Linked DNA regions of Homo sapiens: region 1 is linked to region 2. A link is a contact called in ENCODE Hi-C or POLR2A ChIA-PET data. All regions are on one chromosome and are shown on one strand. Each heading gives the region's core, a stretch centred on a gene start or an enhancer-like site at or near the end of the contact. The rest is flanking DNA. Distances are from core to core; before and after follow the strand shown.

Region 1 (7,370 bases), core at 4,311-6,810, 37 kb before region 2:
TTTCACTAAAGATAATTTAGAATTATAATAGACATTTTCAAGGCGTTTTGATATGAACAGAAGTGTACATTTGAGAGGTGCCTTAGAACATAAAGGAATAAAATTTCAAACGTCCAATGATTTGCATTGTTAATGTGTTTGAGGAAGTATTCAAAATTATTCAGACTTCAAAATTATTCCCTTAAAAGATTCCTTTGTTGAGGCAAAAAAATAAAAGTGAAATACTTAATCTCTTTTAGATTCCTTCAAACTTCAACACAAACTTAATGGCCTTTATCCTATTATTCTTCTTCTCCCAGAGTGTTTCTCCATCTCCTTCTGACTTGTTCCCCCTTTCTTCTGGCTGTCCAGAAACTCCTAAAGTGCATTATTTTATAAAGTTAAGCCCCTGTCAGAACAGAAAAAAACTCTTATTGTTAATTTTAAGACTTCATCTCATTCTGAGCTAAAAGCCATTATTAAAATGTACCCAAAGCCTCACCACGATAAAATTTGCAGGGACATCAGGAATAGTTTTAGGAATGTAAAACCCATACTCCTCAAATCGATATCTATTACTTCATATGCTCAGATACAAAAGAACTGGATAAAAAGGCGTAATACAAAGATTCCTAATTGCATAAGAAATCAGAGGGATTTTGCAAGCTGTAGATTTTGAATGTCTTTTGGAAGCTATCCCCCAAATCTTTCCTGTAAACATAGATTGGACTCTGATTCAGTCCTATAAGCAAAGAAAGAATAAGTTCATTAGGGAGTTCAAGGATAGGTTATTTGACACCTTTTGACAGAATTCAGAAGTAAACACTGATTCAGATGAAGCCTCACTTTCTGCTCATTTTCTTGTGAATGACCTTAAGCCAGAAATAAAAGAGTTAAAACACAAGAAAAAGCAGAAACGGGAAACAGCCTATTGCCAGACCTCTAGCACCCTGTTGAACATTTTGAAAGGGACTTGGCACAAAAATCAAATAAGTCTTAAATCAAATTCAGGCCCCTACAGATAAAACAATCCGGTATTACCAATCATTAAACACTCCCTGAACAGGGAGTTACTCGGTAAAGCCAGTTGCAGATACTGTAAACAGAAAGAACACTGACAAAAAAGTTAATATATTAAAAATAAAGGGAAAAAATGAAGGATGTAAAAATGGAAGTGCTTTAAAGGAAATCAAATGCCCAGTTTCTCATTTTACCCTTAAATTCACAAGGAGAAATTTCTTATAATGTTAAAAGAACAACCTTTTGATTGATATAGGTATGACCATATTAGCCTTAAACTCTTCTATTCTTATTCAACAGTCCCCTTGGAATAAACATACTATGCAGGTGGTGGGCATTTCCAATAACTCCTAAACATTCCTTATGTCCAGGCTTAGAACAGAAATACAGTCTTTCCTCCTCCGTGATCCCACACCTGTTAATTTGATACTCTGAAAGGGGAGTTGCCAGATTAAATGATGTCCTGATTTATCTCTTTCTTAAAATCCCTTAGGATGCCCTATTCATAGCTAGTTTCGATAGCGACGTAGACTTACCAATACCTTTGTATCCAAATCAAGCCCAAATTGAAGATATCAAAGCGATGCCAGAATTTTTGTGGGTAAAACTTTGGTATTATCATCAACATTATTGGGGCTACATCTATCCAGCTTCAGATTGACTTCTGTCTGAACTTACATAATACCCTCTTAAAACTACTAGCTATACTTCAAAGAGAATAAAATACCTAGGAATCCAACTTACAAGGGATGTGAAAGACCTCTTCAAGGACAACTACAAACCACTGCTCAATGAAATAAAAGAGGATACAAACAAATGAAAGAACATTCCATGCTCATGGATAGGAAGAATCAATATTGTGAAAATGGCCATACTGCCCAAGGTAATTTATAGATTCAATGCCATCCCCATCAAGCTACCAATGACTTTCTTCACAGAATTGGAAAAAACTACTTTAAAGTTCATATGGAACCAAAAAAGAGCCCGCACTGCCAAGACAATCCTAAGCCAAAAGAACAAGCTGGAGGCATCATGCTACCTGACTTCAAACTATACTACAAGGCTACAGTAACCAAAACAGCATGGTACTGGTACCAAAATAGAGATATAGACCAATGGAACAGAACAGAGCCCTCAGAAATAATACCACACATCTACAACCATCAGATCTTTGACAAACGTGACAAAAACAAGAAATGGGGAAAGGATTCCCTATTTAATAAATGGTGCTGGGAAAACTGGCTAGCCATATGTAGAAAGCTGAAACTGGATCCCTTCCTTACACCTTATACAAAAATTAATTCAAGATGGATTAAAGACTTAAATATTAGACCTAAAACCATAAAAACTCTAGAAGAAAACCTAGGTAATACCATTCAAGGCATAGGCATGGGCAAGGACTTCATGTCTAAAACACCAAAAGCAATGGCAATAAAAGCCAAATTGACAAATGGAATCTAATTAAACTAAAGAGCTTCTGCACAGCAAAAGAAACTACAATTAGAGTGAACAGGCAACCTACAGAATGGGAGAATATTTTTGCAGTCTACTCATCTGACAAAGGGCTAATATTCAGAATCTACAAATAACTCAGACAAATTTACAAGAAAAAAACAAACAACCCCATCAACAAGTGGGCGAAGGATATGAACAGACACTTCTCAAAAGAAGACATTTATGCAGCCAACAGACACATGAAAAAATGCTCATCCTCACTGGCCATCAGAGAAATGCAAATCAAAACCACAATGAGATACCATCTCACACCAGTTAGAATGGCAATCATTAAAAAGTCAGGAAACAACAGGTGCTGGAGAGGATGTGGAGAAATAGGAACACTTTGACACTGTTGGTGGGACTGTAAACTAGTTCAACCACTGTGGAAGACAGTGTGGCTATTCCTCAGGTATCTAGAACTAGAAATACCATTTGACTCAGCCGTCCCATTACTGGGTATATACCCAAAGGATTATAAATCATGCTGCTATAAAGACACATGCAGATGTATGTTTATTGCGGCACTACTCACAATAGCAAAGACTTGGAACCAACCCAAATGTCCATTAATGATAGACTGGATTAAGAAAATGTGGCACATATACACCATGGAATACTATGTAGCCATAAAAAATGATGAGTTCATGTCCTTTGTAGGGACATGGATGAAGCTGGAAACCATCATTCTCAGCAAACTGTTGCAAGAACAAAAAACCAAACACTGCATGTTCTCACTCATAGGTGGGAATTGAACAATGAGAACACTTGGACACAGGAAGGGGAACATCGCACACCGGGGCCTGTTGTGGGGTGAGGGAAGGGGGGAGGGAAAACATTATGAGATATACCTAATGTTAAATGACGAGTTAATGGGTGCAGCACACCCACATGGCACATGTATACATACGTAACAAACCTGCATGTTGTGCACATGTACTCTAGAAGTTAAAGTATAATAATAATAATAATAAAAAGAAAAAAATAAAATGAATTTTGGACAAAAAGAAAACCACTAGCTAATGACTAAAACTAACCTTTATCTTTCTATTTAAAAAAAGAATACCTAAAAACCCCATTGTGTAGGGATACAGATTCATTCAGGACCTTAGGTCCGTAAATAGAATATTTATTCTCCATGGTAGCAAATTTGAATTCTATTTTATCTTTGTGCATCCTAAGGCTACATGTTTTACAGTTTTAGATCTGTATTTTGTTTTCTTTAGTGTCTCCTTGGATCAAAATAATCTATACTTATCTGCCTTCTTCTGGAAATATCAAATAATACACCTCTGCTATTATGCCTTAGAGTTTACTAAGGCACTATCACACTTTTGACAAGTCTTCCGCCTGGACCTAAATAATTTCAAATTTCTGTGTAATTCTACTCATATCATACTGGTGAGGATTTGAGGCAGAAAATATATTTCAGAAGATAGAAAATCAGACTCTGAATTTGAAGTTTCAAACAGTTCAAAGTGCTTTTATGTTATGCTGGTCCATCAGCAGACATATCCCTGAAGTACATAGGTAATGAAAGTAGACATAATTTATTCATACATTATTTATACATTATTTATTATTATATATAATGTATTTGTTATGCATTACAAGTATAAAAAACAAGCTACTAGATTTTATAGAAACATTTCCTGCTGTAAACTCCCATTATGATATTTAGCAGTTTTCAAAACTCCCATATTAGTTATCTGAGTTTTCAATAAACTATATTAACTCCAAATTCTGAGTCATTCAGTAGCATATGAAATTGAATTGTTACATACCTATAATATTATCATTTAGAAAATTCTGTCTAACAAAGATAATTATACACTAACGCACAAAGAAGGCTTATGGAGAAAAACTTGTGTTTTTTCCCCCCAAGCTAATTAATCCTTTTATCAACTTATTTCTGGCAAAAGAAAGGGTTTCTTACTAATGCAGAATTTCAAAAGTAATTGAGATGATAATATTAGAGTAAAACAGTCTCCTTGGGAAACTTAGTAAGAAGATTTCTGATTTATCTAAGATTTTTCTGTTTCAGGTGAAAATCTCTTTGATAAGTAAATGAACCAATGGATCATCTATATAGATTCACACTACTTTAAAGCTTATGTCTTTCTCATCAAGGGATTGTAAATATGCTATTTTGTGATTCATTATATGACAAATATAAAATAAATCACCAATGTTGCCTAGGCAAAAAAATACCGAATAAAGGTAACATAGAAAAAAATGATAGCAATACCTAAAGCAAACAGAGCACTAGTCTACACCCTAGGAGCTAAGCTTTCCCTAATGTGAAGGTGTGACCATTAGCTCTTCAGCTAGTGGGAGGCTATATCCTTATTCTCCCTAATTACAGCCGCAACTGGATATTTTCATATGTGTATTTGATAATCTCAGAATTGAGTTTACATGAATTAAAAAAAATTAATCACTTCCCTATGGATACTCCTATCATAGTCATCTGTAACTCTTCATGAAATGGCTCAGTCAAGCCATCCTGATAAAAGGAAGCGCCATATTTACACATCACTTTAATTAGTAGAGTTCAAAGGACTGTGTAAACATTATCTAATTAAACTTCACAACAATTCAGTGAAGCAAGAAAAGGTTTACCCATTATCCTCATTCACAGAAGAAAGATTTTGAGGTGCTGAGAGGCTAAATGATTTCTTGGTTTCACAATGATGAGTCAGAGGTAAGGCTGGGAACAAAACCAGAACTCTAACTCAGATATAAAAGGAACACCATGGAAATGCTTACTCAGGTGGATCACTTCTTCAGCTGGAAATTGTCCTACTACATAAATAAAGATAATAATTAGAGTGGAATTTGTGTGAATGTATGCTTCTTTCTAGATTAGAAAAACTTTCTTCAGCATTATTTGCTTTGCAGACAGTAATATAATGGCTAAATGCATCCTAGATAAATAGAGCCTACATTAGTAATACAAAAACCTCAGTGTCTTCTCCCAGGTATCCTCCTGTTATTTCTAGAAATCCTCAAAAAGTGTTTACAACCCAGTGAGTCAGTGGCAGTGACCACAGAACATTTCCTGTTCTTTTTCTTTTCTCTGGCTTCTTTGGTTCCTATCTGAACAGATATGCCTATCATGCCTGTCATGAGAATAATATTCATGCCAAGGACAATATCTGAATGCCCCCAAAGCTTCTATTCCTTGTGGTACCAGGATGGTGCTAGGTTCCTTACAGAGCTCAGGGCCAGTAGGGCTCTGCTCTGTGCCATATTGGATCGTCTAGGGCTTTGGAATCCTCTTATATTCAGAAATTCATAGGATCATTCAAGTAGTTCCATCACCTTCTGCCTTGGACCATATTTCTGCAAAGTCAATGGACCTGTGGGGTCCAAATGTGTGCTTCTCTTTTCTTCCTCCCATCAATCAAACCTTATTCTCTGAGGGCACCTGTAATCCCAGAACTTTAAGAGGCCAAGGTGGGAGGATCGCCAGAGCCCAGGAGTTCAAAACCAGCCTGGGCAACATAGGGAAACCTTGTCACTACAAACAGCAACAAACAAACAAGCAAACAAACAAAGCTGGACATGGTGGTGCATGGCTGTGGTCCCAGCTACTTGGGAGGGTGAGGTGGGAAGATTGCTTAAGCCCGGGTGGGCAGGGGTGGGCGGTGGATTGAGGCTACAGTGAGCCACGATGGCGCCACCAGCCTAGGCAACAAAGTGATATGCTGTCAAAGAAAGAAGAAAGAAAGAAAAGAAAGAAAGAAAAGAAAGAAAGAAAGAAAGAAAAAAGAGAAAGGAAGAAAGAAAGGAGAAAGAAAGGAAGAAAGAAAGAGAGAAAGAGAAAGAAAGAAAAGAAAAGAAAAGAAAAGAATAGAATAGAAAAAAGAAATGTATTTCCTGCAAACAGACACCAATGCACTTGGGGAATGAGGAGAGACTGCAGGCCAGTAGGGACAATAGGCAAGGGTCTATATTACCAACTGTCATGTTATTCACAGAGTATTAAAGTCGAATGGAATGGGTTTCAAACATTTTAGAAACATTTATTTAAAGGAAAATTGTTTACCAAGCTCAGTGTGTAAAAGGATCAAAGCAAGGAGAGGTATATTAGTTGAAAAGAGGTAGAGGGGAGCTCTGCTACCAGCCAAATCCCTTTAGGTTCCCCAGAGCTCAACTTGAAAAACCAATTAGTCCAATTTCTTTCTTTTAAAGATGTACCTCCTGAAAGCCAGATAGTCTAGATAATACAAAGAAATGAGGCCTGATATTTAGAAAACAAATTACTTTTTTACAATCCCTAGTATTCCCCTCTTATGCAGTCTTAGATTTTCCCTTCTCCTACAACCTTTAAGCATTCTAGCAGCAGCTAAGGCATTCAGTGCTGATTGACTCAGAAAAGTGATAGACAGGAGAGAAGTGGAGACCTTACTTCTTAGCTTCAAGATTTCAAAAGCCTAGCACTTTAGAAGAACAGAGAGACTCAAACAAGAAAATGGAAGGGTTGAGTTCGAAAAGTCAGGAGAGTTGGAGAAGTGGTGAGAGCTTAGACTTCAGAGGTTCCCAGGGAGATGTTGCTAGTCAATGCTCCCTGGGCTGTGTCTTGGAGAACTGGCAAAATCCCTAGTTTTGGTTTTGGAAATCCAAAAACAAAAATATATTTTTCCTATAGCCTGTGTAGTGGTTGGAAAGGTGGTATGGTCCCAAATAATTAAATAGATGGAAGGATGGCTAAAGCAGATGCCTTAGACACTGTCTTAGCATTTCCTGTGTACCTAAGGATGACAGGGTAATAGAGAGATTAAAGCAATTGGGCAAAAAGGAGCACTTCTGCAAGTGCATGTGTAGGCAGTTGGACAAGGACCAAATCAGATGATGACTAGCTCATTTGATGA
Region 2 (7,592 bases), core at 4,609-7,108:
CAGATAGCATTTATTGGAGTCTCTTGATGAAGTGAGTGATAATATTCATGGGACATATCCAAAAAGGCACATAAAAGTTAAAATATGATTTTTAATCATCTACTGACACACTAGGAAAAATATATGTGCGTTACGCACCACTCTCTATTAGATATGTGAAGCCTATCCTGTTTTTCATGCAGAGATAATCATTTACTGGCATGACTGAGCTAGAGACAGAAAGCTTTCAATCCATACTAGCAATGTAGACCCTGGCGTGTCATAAGTTGCCTTGACCTGAGCCCCAGGGAAGTTGAATGGATACCACAAGTGTGAAGGAATAAAGGACAAGGTGAGACCATAGAGAATACACTGGATGGCTAGAAAAAACTAGCGAGCACATCCATTGCATGTAGAACTTTCGTTTTCAGGTCCTAGTTTTTAAAGAATAACAGTGAATAAGTCAATAGATGTTTCAAGCAAAATTTAGGCAATCTAGTTTAGAAATCAAAAAATCAAGCCATAAGGAATTGAGAAAACAATTTATTTGTGTTTTAGAAAGCATTAACATAATCAAATAATGGACATGGGAAATCCAGAGTTACTAAAACCAGGCTGTTGGTCACAGAAAAAAGTGCTGTGAAGATATAATAGGCTGTGAGCAATAAAACTGTAAAAATCAGATCAAGCTGGTAACCTGGACAAGTCAGATAATAGAAATTAACTGAGCATTAGATGGTCACAATAAATCCAGTATGCAAAGACTACAAATGCAAGCAAAAACAAAAAATTCTGCCTGCTGGGAACATTTATTAAAGAAGTTTACATTACATTAAAGAAGTTTAAATTTAATCTTTTACATGTAAAAAATTAAACATTTATGAAGTAAAGTCCATCATTTTATTTTTAGGACACAATTTTGTCTCCACTATATGGCACATTTTGGTTTATCAAATACATTCTCTCATGTTACTCAAACAATGCTTTCAAGCCGATAAAGGTCGGGGTAACAAAAGAACAACAGGTATGAAACAACAAAGCTTCATAAAAATACCAGTTTTTTTCTTATACGATCAATTGAAGTAGATGCTGGAATAAGAATAGGCTATCTTTCATTGGCACTAGGTATACAGAAGCAAGAAGGCAATGTTATAGAAGTAACCATATCAACCAACACACTTCAAAGATGTCTGAAATAGAAATTCAGTCCATGCACTATAAACAGACTTATTCTAGATGGTTTTATCCATGAATTCGTGTCCAATATCCCTGATATTAATGACTTCCAAAATTATCACTCCAGAACAGAGCTCTCTCCCAAACCCCACACCCACATATCTCAACCCTCTCCTGGACTTTTCCACCTGAATATAACACCTAGTGTCATCAACTCAACACATTCACATTGAATTAATTATCTCCTCCCACTCACTCATCTTTACTTCTCTCAAACTTTGCTTCCTTTCTATATACCTTCCTTGTTAATGGCAACACCATATACTTAGTCTCTAAAGCCAGTAAGCCTTTCTAGTCTACTTCCTGTTTTTCCTTCTCACTTTCATCTACTCCTGTATTAGTGTAGAACTACATCAATGCTACTTCCAGTTTTATCCCTGCACAGGGGCTATCCAAGTGATCTTTCTAAAATTCAAATATGATGTTATTTCAGTGCTTCTAATTATTTAAAGGTTGCCTATGACCTACAGGATAAAATTAAAATTTCTTAATTTATTATGATATCTGGTTTTTCCTAAATGTTATGCTTCATCTTTCACAACTCACAGACAGGCACCTGTCATTTTGAAAGAGTAAATATTTTCTTTGCTATATGCATAGCATTTTATAGCTCTAAGCTGCCAGAAGTCTCATTGCCTTTTATTCTGCCTAGTGAATTTCTGTTCATTCTGTGGGATGAAACCCGACTCATTCATGTACTTTTCAGAGTCAGAGGAAAAGAGCTATTACTTCCTCTCCAATGATGCTCTCTCTCTCTGTTTTTATTTTTCAATCTATCTGTGTCTCTTACACACGTAAACACACACACACACACACACACACTGTCTCCTTTTCTAAACAGATAGACATGTACATATACATACATACATGTATCTAATATTGCACTAGCAAGCTGTATTACACTAATTTGTTTGCACATCTTTCTCCTCCACTAGTGTCTGGACTTCTCAAGAGCTGAACCAAGTTTATATATATATATTTTTCTAATGCCTGCTATATGGCTTAATATGTACCAGTGGCAAAATTAGTGTTTGCTGGATGGATGAATGAATGAGTCTCCAAGAAAATATGTATAAACTTAAACATTACAGAACTGTTCATAATAGCAATATATTGGAAATAGCATACATATTCATCAACAGAAAATGGATACTCAGCAATTGAGTATTATAGAAATAGTGCTACATCTATTAGCATGGGCAAACTTGAAAGTCATAGCATTAGTCAAAACAAAGCAAGTTATAGAAATATAAAACAGGTAGATTGAAAATATACATAATATTCACATCTGTCAAATTTAGGTATTGATAACATAAGTGTTAACGTTTTAATTAACATTATTCTTATACACTTTTGGGTATATTTAAGTATTTCCTAACATAAACCTTTTAAAGACCTGGACATAAAAATATAACAAAGTGATAATATCAAAGGCTACAGACATAACTTGAAAGGAAGAACCTCACTTCTTCCCAAGCCCATGATATACATGCATGGACCCAAATAGAATTAAGTTTAAATGATGTATCATTTGACCATCTAAAGTATATTTCCAAGGAAGTCTGTGATTCTCCACAGTGAAGAAAGATCTTTGATATAAATTGTTCTTTACTGAAGCTTTTTTGGATATTGCTATCAATGCTTGTTTTACTCATGAAAAATCAGAAATAGTACATATATATGTGTTGAGAGAAGAGCCTCAAAAGAAAAAAAATCAACCTCAGCTAACCATGTACTAATACCATAGATTGAAAAAACCTAGAGATGAAAAGATTCCCCCTTTTCAAAAGTCCCTGTAATTAGAACAAGTTGAGGAGAAAAACACAAGGGTCTCAGTCAAATGAAGAAAAAAAAATAAAACTTTGTGATGGTTCTGAGGTGATCGATCTTGGAAAAATGTTTTTGCTTATTTGAGGCTAACGAGCAAGGAAACATATAAAAGTTTGTACATGTTTTTGTACAGTCTATATTACCAAAGTATTAGAAAGTTAAAGTCTTTTCATAATAGATAATAAATTTTCATATATTTTCATTTAAAACATGTTGTAATTTTAGTGATTGGCTCACCACACAATAGGAGCTCACCACACAATAGGAGAATGAAGGGAAGGGAAACTACCTTCACTTAGTAGCCATTATGTGCTAAGGATGTAATTCTCATGACAGTTTATAAACACTAGTATTACTACCTCCATTTTGCGATAGCTGAAAATAAAGCCCAGAGAGTTAGATGTGATTTTTAAAGTTAAAATTGAATTTAAAACCAAACCCTCTTTACTTTAAAGACCACGTTTCTTTTGATACTACACCCCACTTCATATTTGAGTCCCCTTCCCCACACACTAGGCTTCTATCTTCTCTTGTGGAAAGATAAGGATCTAAAGCTTCATAGTATACTGATTGGTAATGGTAACAGGCCTGGAGAATGGGTTACAAACGAGACACAGCTATCTCCTCTCTCTGTTAAAACTTTACATAAATGCACAGGTAAGGTATGAAATATGCTTTAATATTAAACACACGTGTAAGCCTTTATTATACACCAAGCTTAAATGTTCATTTGTTTTTAGAATATAAGTAATAATTACTAAGAAAATAAACTTAAGACCAATACGATAAATATTATGGGTTACGATGCAAATAATCTAAGATGTTTACAGCTGTTTGCTGCATTATTCATAACAGTAAAACTCAGGGAACTATCTAAATGTCCAATAGTCAAGAACTGAATAAATAAAATTTAGTATATCCATAGCACTCAATACTATAGAGTCATTAGAAGTCTGTTTTGGAAGAAAGCATTTTATGAAGAAGCACGTACATGGTGTAGAGCTGCTAAATACAAATAGTATATACAAGGCAAAAGAATTGTTTAAATATTTAGATCTATGTATAAATATAAAACAGTACAAGGTCAAACATCAAATTGTTTACCTTATTTCACTTTGGTTGGGATTAAGGTTCTTTCCCTCCCTCTCTATTGTCCAAGTTTTCTAAGTTTTTGCAGTAAGGATGTATTACTGACACCAAGAAAAATATCAGTAGTCAGGCTGCCCTCTCAGGTATTGACAAAGCTCACTGCAGGCCAGGGAAGCTTTGCTTACTTAGTAACTTAGGCTTTGGGCATGGGTTGTGAGGGCCAGAATAGCCTGAGGTGGGAAGATGAGGTAGAAACAGAGAGAGAGGGAGACTGGGACGGTGGATAAAGGCCTGAGAGAAAAAAATCCCTTTCATCTAAGTGCCTCGGCCTTCCCTATCTCCCCTCTCAAAGTCAGGTTGTTCCAAAGGAGGGAGAGGCAATAAGGAATTCATCCAGGGAACAACATAATACACATCTATGAACAAGTGCTGATGTCATCCTGAGAAGGCATACATCTTAAGTATAAAAATAAAGTTTCCATAAAGTTGGTCCCTCATGTGTAAGTCACTTCTTAATTTATTTATGCTTATAAGAACTACTCTACTCTGATACTGTATTAGTATCAAAAGCAACCAAGAAGTATATTCTTTTAGTTATGCTAAGTTGTAGCTTAATAATCAACTGATTTATCATTTCTAAATTGTTTAAATATTCACATGCAATGCCTAACATAGAATACATTAACACATAACACTTATTGAATATTTGCAATATACTGGGCACTGTGCTATGCTCTTTACATGGATTGGCTAGCTTGATTACACTATGCAAAAGGTTTTTTTTTGAGAAGTGTTAAATATTCTTTATTTGGTATTACACATAAACCACACTAAAATGCCTTTCAATAAGTAAAAGGCATCATTTTAGATATGGGAAATTCTACTTAGATCAGCATAGTTAAGATCAAAAATATAAAGTAGACATCGCTATGAAAGGTTACTTTTATTATTATCATTTAAATCACATCAATGAACAGATTGAGATTCAGAAATGAGACCAAGCTCACAATCAGCAAGTCTCAGAGCTGGAATTTAAATCCTGGAATTCTTACTTTAGAAAGGCCTGTGCATTTTCACTACTCTGTACCATGAAAATAATGACAACTTTTAGGAAGGAGGGAAGGAACCCTTAAGTGGAGTAGCAGAGGCTAGCAAAAGAGGACAAGCTGGACAATAACAAATAAGAAATGAGATATGGAAAGGACTATAGTATGAGTGAAGCCATGAAATGTGCTGGCATCACTCAGGAAGCACTCAGGGCCGTAAGTGAGCAAGTTGTACTCCCGGGTTGCATGAGCTGTGGGGATGGTGGAGCTATTTCCTTGCCCCACCCCTTGGAACTTCTCCATGTCCTGGTTTCCTGAAAATTACGAACCCTGTTTCAAGGAGGAGGAAATACACCCGGGGGAAAACCCTATTGAGCCCTAGGATAATGTTTGATGGGAGTGTTTCTAAGACTTGATAATATGATTGGAGAAGTGGTGAAAGGAAATTCGTTGGTCACTTTGTACTTTATGACAAGTAAGTATGAATATTCTGAGTTACTAAATTGCCCATTTATCCTGTTTTATATCATGGTATCTGTCATTAAAAGTGTTGCAATAGACACTCTAAAGTTACAACTGTGAAGGTTCATTCGTCATGCTGGAAGGGATGGCTTAGTGGCCAAAAATGCCAGCTTTCACCACCGTGACACTGCATCCAGAGCTTGACATGCAAGTGGCATTGACTCAGCAGCTCATTTCCTGAATATAGTTTCAGAGTTTACTCAGATGGGTGGAGGGTAATGTGGACAATGTCTAAAAAAACTTGCCTATCCTGCTGAATAATGAAGATTCCTAGAATTTTACAGACTTAGGATAGCCTACAGTTTCCTTAAAGCAGATACGAGAAAGCCCAATGATCTCCAACATGATCTTAGAATTGATACTGGCTAGCTTTCCCTTCTTTATCAGTAGCTTGTGCAAAGCTGATTTAGCCTTTCCCTAAACTGCTCCTCCCCTTTCAACCATCCAGTACTCTTACTGTTCTTTAGATGTAATAGTCTCCTTACTCTTTCTTCACCTTTCCCATAATTTCTTTTTTTCTTTTTTCTTTTTTTTTTTTTTCTGAGACAGAGTCTTGCTCTGTTGCCCAGGCTGGAGTGCAGTGGTGTGATCTCGGCTCACTGCAACCTCCGCCTCCCGGGTTCAAGTGATTCTCCTGCCTCAGCCTCTTGAGTAGCTGGGATTACAGGCACCCACCACCACACCTGGCTAATTTTTGTATTTTTAGTAGAGACAGGGTTTCACCATGTTGGACAGGCTGGTCTCAAACTCCTGACCACAGGTGATCCACCCACCTGAGCCTCCCAAAGTGCTAGGATTACAGATGTAAGCCACTGCACCCGGCCACCTTTCCCATCATTTCTTAATCTTAACATTTACACCTAAATCACTCCATTCATACACTTAATGACATGAACTACTCTTTCATGAATAAATATTTCACTTTTTATTGCTTTAGCAACTACTTTATGATGACAAACTGGAATAATTTGGTAGTTCCCAAAAATAATGCTACAGTGTGTAAATCCAACAACTAGAATAATTCCATCTTAAAAAATTAGATTATATCGGCTAAATATGTATCAATTTGAAAAAGTTCTTATTGTAGTTATAATCTCAAAATCAACACAGCTCACATTTACTGGGCAACCACTATGTGTTAGATATTGTTCTAAGCACTTACCTAGCAAGCTTAAAAAAAAATACCACGCCTTTACCTGCTGTAGTCTAATGAAGATAACAACTATAAACAGGTACTATGTGCTATAACCATGGTACATTAAAGTACTCTAGAAACTTGTTAACTCTCTCTGTGAACTCAGAGATTTGGCTTTGAGTAGGGACTTGAAGCTACTTACTTCTAATTGCATAGTGTGACAGGGTCTGATTCTGCAGATCTAAGCTTCTAACTGAGTCTAAATCTCAATTTTGGGGGCAATTTTAAAAAGGTGAGTGATATATAAGCCAGTAGGAGTAGTACTATGAGAAACTGGAGGGATGACATTAATATTAAATAAGCTAATATTCATGTCTCAGGATCTTCACACAGGATTTCCTCTTTTACTTTCTTCAAGCTTGTGTCAAGATTTCATTACCACATTCTTCACTCTCATCTCTCAGACATTATCATTCTTTCTGATATATATCACGCAATCCTCCTCCTTCTACCCTGAGTTCTCCTAGATGAGGTTGTTTCCATATATGCTGACATTCTCATTATGACAGTGATCTAGCCCTCCCCGTTCTGGCTACCTCTGCCATTAGATCACTATTTCCTTTAAATACCCACTGCTATTTGTATTTGTTTAGTTCCCACACACAATGCATGATATGGTCATTCTGGCAATACTTTATTCCTATTGTCTGGTTATATGGGATTTATTTTTTATATTCACTCACATTCTTTCTATA

Evidence for each region. Hi-C counts contacts between places; a loop is a spot of excess contacts on that map. ChIA-PET counts read pairs that join two places held with the same protein, here RNA polymerase II (POLR2A). Pooled maps may share reads with other maps.
Region 1: a loop to region 2 is called in a map of PC-3, with 4 times the contacts of the local background. The contact joins two enhancer-like sites. A Hi-C loop is called at or near these places in 5 of 168 maps with a recorded cell type or tissue (HCT116, MCF 10A, PC-3 and 2 more) and 1 of 50 pooled maps. POLR2A ChIA-PET finds 5 or more read pairs at or near these places in 3 of 52 experiments (AG04450, MCF 10A and OCI-LY7).

What each region holds. Positions count from the first base shown.
Region 1 is chr4:74,266,266-74,273,635 of GRCh38, reverse strand. All of the region lies in intron 6 of MTHFD2L (methylenetetrahydrofolate dehydrogenase (NADP+ dependent) 2 like), which reads right to left. Among named protein-coding and RNA genes, the nearest start is that of EPGN, 39 kb to the left of the region's middle. Within about 2 kb of position 5,560, at least 4 of the 41 ENCODE cell types and tissues checked have a DNase peak (open chromatin) inside an H3K27ac peak, as active enhancers do; they include PC-3, where a contact is called at or near this core.
Region 2 is chr4:74,229,242-74,236,833 of GRCh38, reverse strand. The region is part of intron 6 of MTHFD2L (methylenetetrahydrofolate dehydrogenase (NADP+ dependent) 2 like); the gene reads right to left. Among named protein-coding and RNA genes, the nearest start is that of MTHFD2L, 75 kb to the right of the region's middle. Within about 2 kb of position 5,858, at least 10 of the 41 ENCODE cell types and tissues checked have a DNase peak (open chromatin) inside an H3K27ac peak, as active enhancers do; they include PC-3, where a contact is called at or near this core.